3 separate regions of the Homo sapiens genome follow, and all the other regions are linked to region 2. A link is a contact called in ENCODE Hi-C data. All regions are on one chromosome and are shown on one strand. The core of a region is the stretch at or near the end of the contact, and the rest is flanking DNA. Distances in the headings are between cores, read along the strand shown.

Region 1 (2,700 bases), core at 22-2,521, 1.8 Mb after region 2:
TGTCTTCAACTACCCCTCCACCCCGACTCGGACTGCAGAAATCTCCAACTCTCTGTCCCCCAGTTCCACTCCCACCTCCAGACCTGGGGTTGCCAAACAACGGAAATTCTAGGAAGACGTAGGTGCGGTTTTTAAAGCCTTGGCTTGTGAGCGTTCTCAGGCTGGCCGGGGCGCTGGTCTTTTCAGAAACAAGGTTTGAATATGCAGGTGTCAGCCAGGATTCCTTGTCGTCTGCCCACCGCCGTTTCTCTCCCGGGATTTGAGAGAAGCGGGAGTGTGTGTGTGTGTGTGTGTGTGTGTGTGTGCGCGTGTGTGTGTCTCGTGTTAGGAGAAAGGTCCGTGGTTGCCGTCTCAGCTGGTTTGCTTACTCTCTGCCCCCAGGAGAAGTTTGCTCACTTGGGACACCAGCGACCCTCCTCACCTCCACCTCACCGGTTCTACACTCTCCCCACTTCTTTCCAAGTCGCTGATGCAGAAAGCACTTGGTCACCTTGAAACGGCAGCTCCCGGAATTCTAGTTTTGTTTTGCAATCTAGCAGGGCTCTTCGGAAGCCTCATAACTGAGATTTATGGGCTCACCGGGTAATTAAATGATGTTATTGTGTTAACTTTGCATGCATTACTGCTGCCCGCGCCGCCCGTGGGCCGCCGGCCGGCCGCAGCTCGCTGGCGACGAGGGCACTACAGTTGCTCTGACCGCGTAGATTATGCATGTCCCGGCCTCGGGAATTTACCATGCATTAGAATACATTAGCGCCTGCATTTTAAAAGGCTAAACTATTGGCTCCCAGCTAGGGACTCTCGGTAAGTGGCTTGTTAGTGACGAGTGTTTGTCTATACTGGCACATAGCGGAGTCTTTTGCTCCCGGCTTACTCGCCTCCAGGAAAGCTTTGGGGTGAGGCGAAGGCGATTGAAGCAATGCCCCTTCCCCCAGATCGCAGCTGCTCAGGGGGGACACAGCACGGCATCTTTCACCGAATCTCTCTCGCTCGCTCGCACTCCAGCCTCCCTCTCCCCAGCGACCCCCCCACCTTCTCCTCCCTCCCTCTCCTTGACGTTTGATTCCAGTAGCAAAGGAGGTAAAAAAGGCACCGAGCCGTCAGCCAAACCTGAAAAGTGCGGCCCCGCCCCCTCCACAGCCACTGGTAGCTTCCCGTGGAAGGCCCGCCTCCCGGGGCAGCTGCGGCCTCGGAGTGGTTGCGCTTGGCGCCCGTCGGGCGTGGCCCCGCCCCAGGTCCGGGAGGGTAGGTTGGCTGCCCCGGCGAGCGGCAGAGCCCTTCTGGACAGCTCCCGCTCACCCAAACAGAAGACGTCGGCGCCGGAGCGGGCTCGGACATGGCGAGGCTGCGAGCCGGCCCGAGCGGCGGGGCCCGGTGATCCCTCCCTCCCTCCCCGTCCCCTCCCCTCTCCCGCACGCACGCCCCGTCCGCCCCCACCCCGCCCCCACCCCGGGCGAGCCCGCCCGCAGCCCGGGGCGCACACCCGCACGCGCACTCCTCTCCACTCACTCCCGCGCCCGCCCCCACTCCCGCAGCCGAGCCCCGCCACGCGCGCCTTGCCCGCCCGCCGGCCGCCCCCGCCGCCCCCGCCGCCCCCGGGCCCTGATGGACTGAATGAAGGCTGCCTACACCGCCTATCGATGCCTCACCAAAGACCTAGAAGGCTGCGCCATGAACCCGGAGCTGACAATGGAAAGTCTGGGCACTTTGCACGGGCCGGCCGGCGGCGGCAGTGGCGGGGGCGGCGGCGGGGGCGGCGGGGGCGGCGGCGGGGGCCCGGGCCATGAGCAGGAGCTGCTGGCCAGCCCCAGCCCCCACCACGCGGGCCGCGGCGCCGCTGGCTCGCTGCGGGGCCCTCCGCCGCCTCCAACCGCGCACCAGGAGCTGGGCACGGCGGCAGCGGCGGCAGCGGCGGCGTCGCGCTCGGCCATGGTCACCAGCATGGCCTCGATCCTGGACGGCGGCGACTACCGGCCCGAGCTCTCCATCCCGCTGCACCACGCCATGAGCATGTCCTGCGACTCGTCTCCGCCTGGCATGGGCATGAGCAACACCTACACCACGCTGACACCGCTCCAGCCGCTGCCACCCATCTCCACCGTGTCTGACAAGTTCCACCACCCTCACCCGCACCACCATCCGCACCACCACCACCACCACCACCACCAGCGCCTGTCCGGCAACGTCAGCGGCAGCTTCACCCTCATGCGCGACGAGCGCGGGCTCCCGGCCATGAACAACCTCTACAGTCCCTACAAGGAGATGCCCGGCATGAGCCAGAGCCTGTCCCCGCTGGCCGCCACGCCGCTGGGCAACGGGCTAGGCGGCCTCCACAACGCGCAGCAGAGTCTGCCCAACTACGGTCCGCCGGGCCACGACAAAATGCTCAGCCCCAACTTCGACGCGCACCACACTGCCATGCTGACCCGCGGTGAGCAACACCTGTCCCGCGGCCTGGGCACCCCACCTGCGGCCATGATGTCGCACCTGAACGGCCTGCACCACCCGGGCCACACTCAGTCTCACGGGCCGGTGCTGGCACCCAGTCGCGAGCGGCCACCCTCGTCCTCATCGGGCTCGCAGGTGGCCACGTCGGGCCAGCTGGAAGAAATCAACACCAAAGAGGTGGCCCAGCGCATCACAGCGGAGCTGAAGCGCTACAGTATCCCCCAGGCGATCTTTGCGCAGAGGGTGCTGTGC
Region 2 (2,904 bases), core at 296-2,795:
TATTTTCCATTTCCAAAAACAATAAATAAAACGAAGAGTAGTGTGCAAAGTATTAGTAGTCTCAGTGTTCAGACATGGCCAAGTTTTAGGGGTGGTTTAGTTTTAGGGGTGTCTATTTTTGCTTTCCACTGGGGTGAGATTCCATTATTTGGGGTAATCAGTGGGTAGGGAATTGAAGGCCAGTAATAAAACTCAAAAAAAAAAAAAAGCCTGAATCTTCCATCACACCACAAAATTATAGTTAAAAACTTGTCAAAAAGACCTTCATATTTACCAAGGATTCAGCCAATTAAAAATTATTACTGTCCTTTAGATTCCTACTGGTTTCTAGCTGAAGTGTTTGGGTTTTTGTTTTGTTTTTTTCACAGCTGTTGTTAGTTTCCACCGTTCTTTCTTACCGCACTGAAATCCAGTAAATCACTCAGCTCTTTGTCCGTCCCTAAGGCAGCCATTCGCTGTTGGTGATGCATTTTAGCAAAATCACACAAACCTAGAAACATGGAAATAACCGCAATCAGAAAATCCAGTCCCAATCCTTGGAGAAAACACAATCGGATTTTTGGAGACTGGGGGGTTGGGGGTGGGGACGTGGGGGCGGGTGGGATTAAGGTGGAAAGGAGGAAGGGATGGGAGACTTGTTGTTGGGTTGGGTTTGGTTTTGTTTTTTTAAGATGGAATAGGCAGCAATAGCAAAAAAAAAAAAAAAAAAAAAAAAAAAAAAAAAAAAAGCGATATTGTATTTCCAAAGAGACGATCAAACTGGTAACATCCACTATAAAACCAAATCAGGGAAAGAAAAAAAAAAAGCCGCTCTTCAGCGCATCATTTTATGCAACAGGAGGTAGAGCGAGAAATGAATGGATCACAGAGAAAAGAGAAACTACTGAGAACGATCCGATCTCAACTTTCCCCCCACCCTGCACCCCACCCCCCTCGCACACTCACACTCGCACACGCACACACACTCGCACACACCACTCCCCTCCGCTTTTCAAAGTAGCTATCAAGAAATTAAAGATGAGCGTCTCTGGAGTGAAAACACGTCCAAAGGGGGAGGGGTGGGGTGACAGGGTTGGGGGGAGCGGAGTGGAGGGTCGGGTCCTCTAATTGTCCAGCACCCTAATTTGTGAAAGAAAGGGGTTATAAAAATTAAAGTCAGGCCCCTGGCAAAGTCCTCGGTCCCTCCGAGGGGGCATCAAGGGGAGGGGCGGGGGGGCTGGCGGCGAGGGGGAGGGAAGCGGCGGGAGGGGAAGGGGTGTCTCTTCTGGGAGCGCCGGGCGCCGGGAGCCCGCGGCGCGGGAGGCGCGGAGCCGCGTGCGGGGCCGCCGAGCCCGAACCCCGCGCCGCCGGGCGCCTCCGCCCCGCCGAGCCCCGCAGGCGCCGGTACCTACCGCCCGCGCGCGAGAAGGGGCTCTCCGTGCACCGCCGGCGCCGAGGCGGCGTTCATGTCTAACCGCCGCCGCCACCGCCGCCGCCTGCTCCTGCGCCCGCTCCCGCGCCTGCTGCCTCCCCGCCGCCGCCGCCGCCGCCGCCACTACAGATCCGCAGACACACAGCCAAGATCCCTGACTCTTAACACCAACTCTCTTCTCCGGGGAGGGGAGGGGACGGAGGGAAGGGGGGAGGGGGAAACACGCCGAGGCGCACGGAATTGCAAGTTCAGCAAAGAAATGGGTGGGGGGGCTCCGGCGGGGAGACGCGACTTGCTCCGGGTCGGGCAGGCTAGGATGCATCCCCCTCGCACCCACCCCGAGGGGAAAAAAAAAAAATCTCAACACCTCCCCCGCCTCGCCAAAAAATACAAACGAAAATTCATCGAGCACCTCATTTTTCCTCAGATCGTCAGTTACAATCTGAAGCCTGAACAGTTCAGTTTTTGCCCGTTGCATCCCTCGGAGGCACTTTGAAATTTATTCGAGTTTACATCCCCTCACTTCTTTCTTTCTCTTACTCTCGTTCCCTCTCACTCACACATCCACACACGGCAAAGCAAGTTTATACTAGGCTGCAAATACACGTGATGCAAAAAGACTTTGCCAAGAGGAACAATATTTTTCTTTTTCGTCTATAAATCAAGCCACATTTTCCTGGGGAGATTTTCGTTTCGGTAGTTTTGCGTTGGGGGCGAAATCTGAATTGCATACTTTCTTTCCCCTCCCTTTTAAGTCACAGAATAGTATAACTGCAAACTTCGAAAAAAAAAAAGGGCAATTTTTGGGGGTGGATGTTGTTTTGTTTTTGCACTTGAGTTCCTAGGCACGCTAAGTCCCTGTTCGCCAGCACTGTAAGTTTTTAATTCAACATTTACCATTATAGGCCCTGCATGCTCTTAAAACATACTTTTTCACATCACTTTTTAGGATAAAATTTAAGCTTCATAATTCTATCGTTTCGTAATAACAAGCGTGCTTTATCCGGTATATGCAACATAAGCTATTTTAACGTGTGTTTGAAAAAAAAAACACACATTCTACAAATCCTGGTATTGCTAGATGTGCGAGTACATACACAAAATGCATGCACACACTTTTTCCCATTGGCAATTATTTAATAGGTTGTCCCTTTTGTTTTAATAAAACATCGGGATCGACATTTTAAAAATTAAATTCAATTACAAACAGTTTACTCTGACGGCAAATTGAAACGTTACCTTAAATGGCCACAAATATTCTCACAATATTCCAAGGAAAGAGACTTTAAAAAGAGAGACAAAAATCTTCTGCAAGTACTTAGTATCTCACATGTGTATCCCCAAAAAGTATTTTAACTGGTACTCAGTCCTGCTCCAGGGATATCCACAGATTACAAGATTATGCACCTGGCTCTGGTTTTTGCATTTTCCACCATAAAACTGCAACAAAATTCCCTCCCCCAAAAAAGAAATCATTAAAAAAAAATCCAACA
Region 3 (2,891 bases), core at 197-2,696, 1.2 Mb before region 2:
CAAATCCTTGTGGAAATCTCCATATCTCTTAACCTGTGAGGAAACAAGGCAGAAGTAGAATTATTTTGATCCATGAATTAGGTCAATATATTTGATAATTTTCTTTATATCTTCTCAGTGTCCTTTATCTATACTTTGTCTTCATTAGGAAACATTTGCTACATATATGCCCCAAGATGAAAGAAAAATATAGTACAAAAAACTTTAAAAGATACTGTTTATAAAAAGAATCTTTAAGAAACTATTTTAAAGGAACTCAGTTTAAAAAGACACTTAGGTGGAACGTGGATACAAAAATTTAAGTTTTTAAGCTTACGTCACTAACAATTAACAAGGATTGTTAATCCCCGACCAGGGCTCGTCTTAGCATATAAAACACCGTTCTTGATTTCCTATTGGAAACCTACTTGATATTAATTGATCTAGAGACTTTGAAGATTATTGGGACATACCACTAGCAGGGTATGTCTTATTTTCAAATCACCAACTATTACTGCCACAATAGACCTGTGTTTAACCACTAAACTGAACGTTATAGCTTCCGGACTTTTTCATTTGCTAAGAGAAAAGGGAAGGTAAAATTTAGTAGGCTACAAAGGGTAAAAAGAAGAAAGTGCAAACAGTAAGACTACAATTGTATTACATGGTGGTGGAACGTCGGATGAGCTGGAACATATTCAGATGGACTCATGGTCAAGGATATCTTCACTCATAGGGTCAGTGGAAAATAAACATAAACCAACATTGGGATGGCCTCTTTTTTTGATACACCAATTGGTTGAAACTGGATTCCTTCCAGACTTACAGACAGGTTCACACATGTTAGTGAGTCTTTACATCTGTTTGTACAATGACCCTCTTTCTGAGCTGCCTGACTGGGTCCCCAATCCGTGCGGGGTCACTGCCATTCTTCCCTGGGAATCAAGGCTTCCTAGGAGTTTGTTAAATCCCATCCCTGGCTAAACTCGGGTCTCCAATCTCCCATCTGCTTTGTGTGTGAGAGGCTCCGGGGTGTGAGAGGAAAGGCACTGAAGAGGGAGTGAAAGAAGTGGTGAGGGGGGACTGCCTACTAGCTGAGACGATATCTTATTTTTGGCGGGGGATGCTCTGGAAGCGGGGAGGCTGAACTCACTTGGAAAAACTGGAGCTGTGGGGCAGACTCTCAGCGACCGGAACGACAGCCGCCAGCGCCCTTAAGTCTCCCTCCCCACCCAGTCCCCTCCCGCAGACCCCGGGGCCGGCTGAAGGGAGATCAGCAAGTCCCCGCGCAAACTGGCCGAGAATAGCTGTGACGGAGGTTGGAAGGGCGTGGGGGGCAGCGACTTGGATGCAGCCCACATCCCCCCATTCCCAGCCCCAGAAAGGAGGGAGAAACAGCACCTTCCAGCAGGGGTCGCGACCTAACGCTCAACAGCATCCTCTCTTCTCCGGCCGCTCCCTCATCTCCGCTCGCGCCCGGCGCCCCACTGCCGCGCATGCGCACCGCAGGCCGGCGCCATGTTGGGGCGGTTTGAAAGCGAGCGCGGGTGTCGAGCTCTGCTGTGACTGCGGAGGAAGCTGCGAGTGAGCCGAGCCTGAGGCGGGGCGGTGTCCGGGTTGGGGATGCTTTGTGGTGTCTCGCGTTGGGTAACAGGCCTGAGCTTTCGGCGGAGAGCTGTGGAAGTGTGCGGTTTTTGTTTTTGTTTTCCTTTATTTTTATTTTGGGGCCTTAGGGGTGAGTTAGGACGGAAAGGAGGGTGTCTTTTCGAGGGTTGTCCCATCCTGTGACAGCCGAGAAAAGGCGAAAGGAGAGTGGCGAGGAAAGAGGAGGAGACGTCTCCTGAGGGAGGGCGCTTGTGGAGTCTCTGTGGAAGGAAGAACACTGTAGGGGGAGTGCCCCCTGGGCGAGGGAGGGTCGCGGGACGCGGCGGAGGGGGCTCACACGGGCGTCTGCGGACCTGAGGCGGCGACAGGAAGGGGCTTGCGCTCTGGGGCTGTCGCTTCGGAACACTTCTCCTTCAGTCCATTGCTGCGCTCGCCCTGGCTGCTGAATAAATGGTTTCGGAGTGAAAAGCATCTCACTGAAGAACTTGTCTGTGTCTGTGACTGACGGGCGGTGGAACACCAAAGGGAGGGTGTCGCCTGATTGGGACTGGAAAAATTGGAATTCAGGGCGCCCGGGGTAGGGGAACGATGCGCACTGCTGGAGACGGGCGACCTTCGCTGGCCGGTCGGTGGGTTCCTGGTTTTCTGCTGCCGAGTAAACAAACGTTCCCTTTCCTAACTTAGCAGTCACAGAGCTATTTCCAAGAGTTGTTCTTAATTTCCTGTGCGATATTCCCATTGGCTATTTAACACTGAACATTCTGTTTTTGAATCAAAGTTAGTTAAAATTTGTTGTCAATAAGTTTAACATTCTGTTCTTCCGCGTGATGGATTTTCTTTTGGAGATTCGAACTGAAGCCTGTACGGAGGAAATGGTAAGATATATGGGATTTGCATGAGATATGTGGGGTTCAAAATAATCCTGTGGCTGAAGTGGGGAGAAGTGGGTGGGTCCCTACCCACTTTAGCTACAATTGGGGTCTGTTCAGCGATTGTTGGAAGCAGGATGATGAGTACATAGGGGTTTATTGAACGATTCTACTTTTGTATACTCTTTTGGGGAAAAGTTGGAAAACTTTTCATAATGAAACTTAAATTGTGCATTTTCTTTTTGTCTGTCCTGTGAGTTGAAATAACTAGTAAATGTTATCACCCACTTACGGAGACCAATACAACAGCTTTCTCTTTCAAGGTTTTGTAAAATAAAATCAGTAGCCTGTTCGGCATTCAAAGACAGAAAACATTTGGTCAGGCTTATCCAAACAAATTTACTTGAGTGAGTTTAAACTTCTTTAAATAAAAGGGAT

What was found. Hi-C counts contacts between places; a loop is a spot of excess contacts on that map. Pooled maps may share reads with other maps.
Region 1: a pooled map shows a loop between it and region 2 (14-fold over the local background). The contact joins the promoter of ONECUT2 here to the promoter of TCF4 in region 2. A Hi-C loop is called at or near these places in 2 of 37 single-sample maps with no recorded cell type and 9 of 50 pooled maps.
Region 3: a map of OCI-LY7 shows a loop between it and region 2 (6-fold over the local background). The contact joins the promoter of STARD6 here to the promoter of TCF4 in region 2. A Hi-C loop is called at or near these places in 3 of 168 maps with a recorded cell type or tissue (OCI-LY7 and naive thymus-derived CD4-positive, alpha-beta T cell) and 9 of 50 pooled maps.

The regions. Positions count from the first base shown.
Region 1 is chr18:57,434,103-57,436,802 of GRCh38, forward strand. It overlaps ONECUT2 (one cut homeobox 2), which reads left to right and starts at 1,272. Exons shown (of 2, transcript NM_004852.3): 1 at 1,272-2,700. The coding sequence starts at 1,615. RefSeq lists enhancers at 1-578, 579-1,158 and a silencer at 1,152-1,201.
Region 2 is chr18:55,586,647-55,589,550 of GRCh38, forward strand. TCF4 (transcription factor 4) reads right to left here and starts at 1,546. Exons shown (of 20, transcript NM_001083962.2): 1 at 1,392-1,546; 2 at 399-490. The coding sequence starts at 470.
Region 3 is chr18:54,356,412-54,359,302 of GRCh38, forward strand. STARD6 (StAR related lipid transfer domain containing 6) reads right to left here and starts at 1,447. Exons shown (of 8, transcript NM_139171.2): 1 at 1,381-1,447; 2 at 1-33. It overlaps C18orf54 (chromosome 18 open reading frame 54), which reads left to right and starts at 1,495. Exons shown (of 9, transcript NM_001288980.2): 1 at 1,495-1,664; 2 at 2,363-2,459. RefSeq lists enhancers at 1,999-2,510, 2,012-2,081.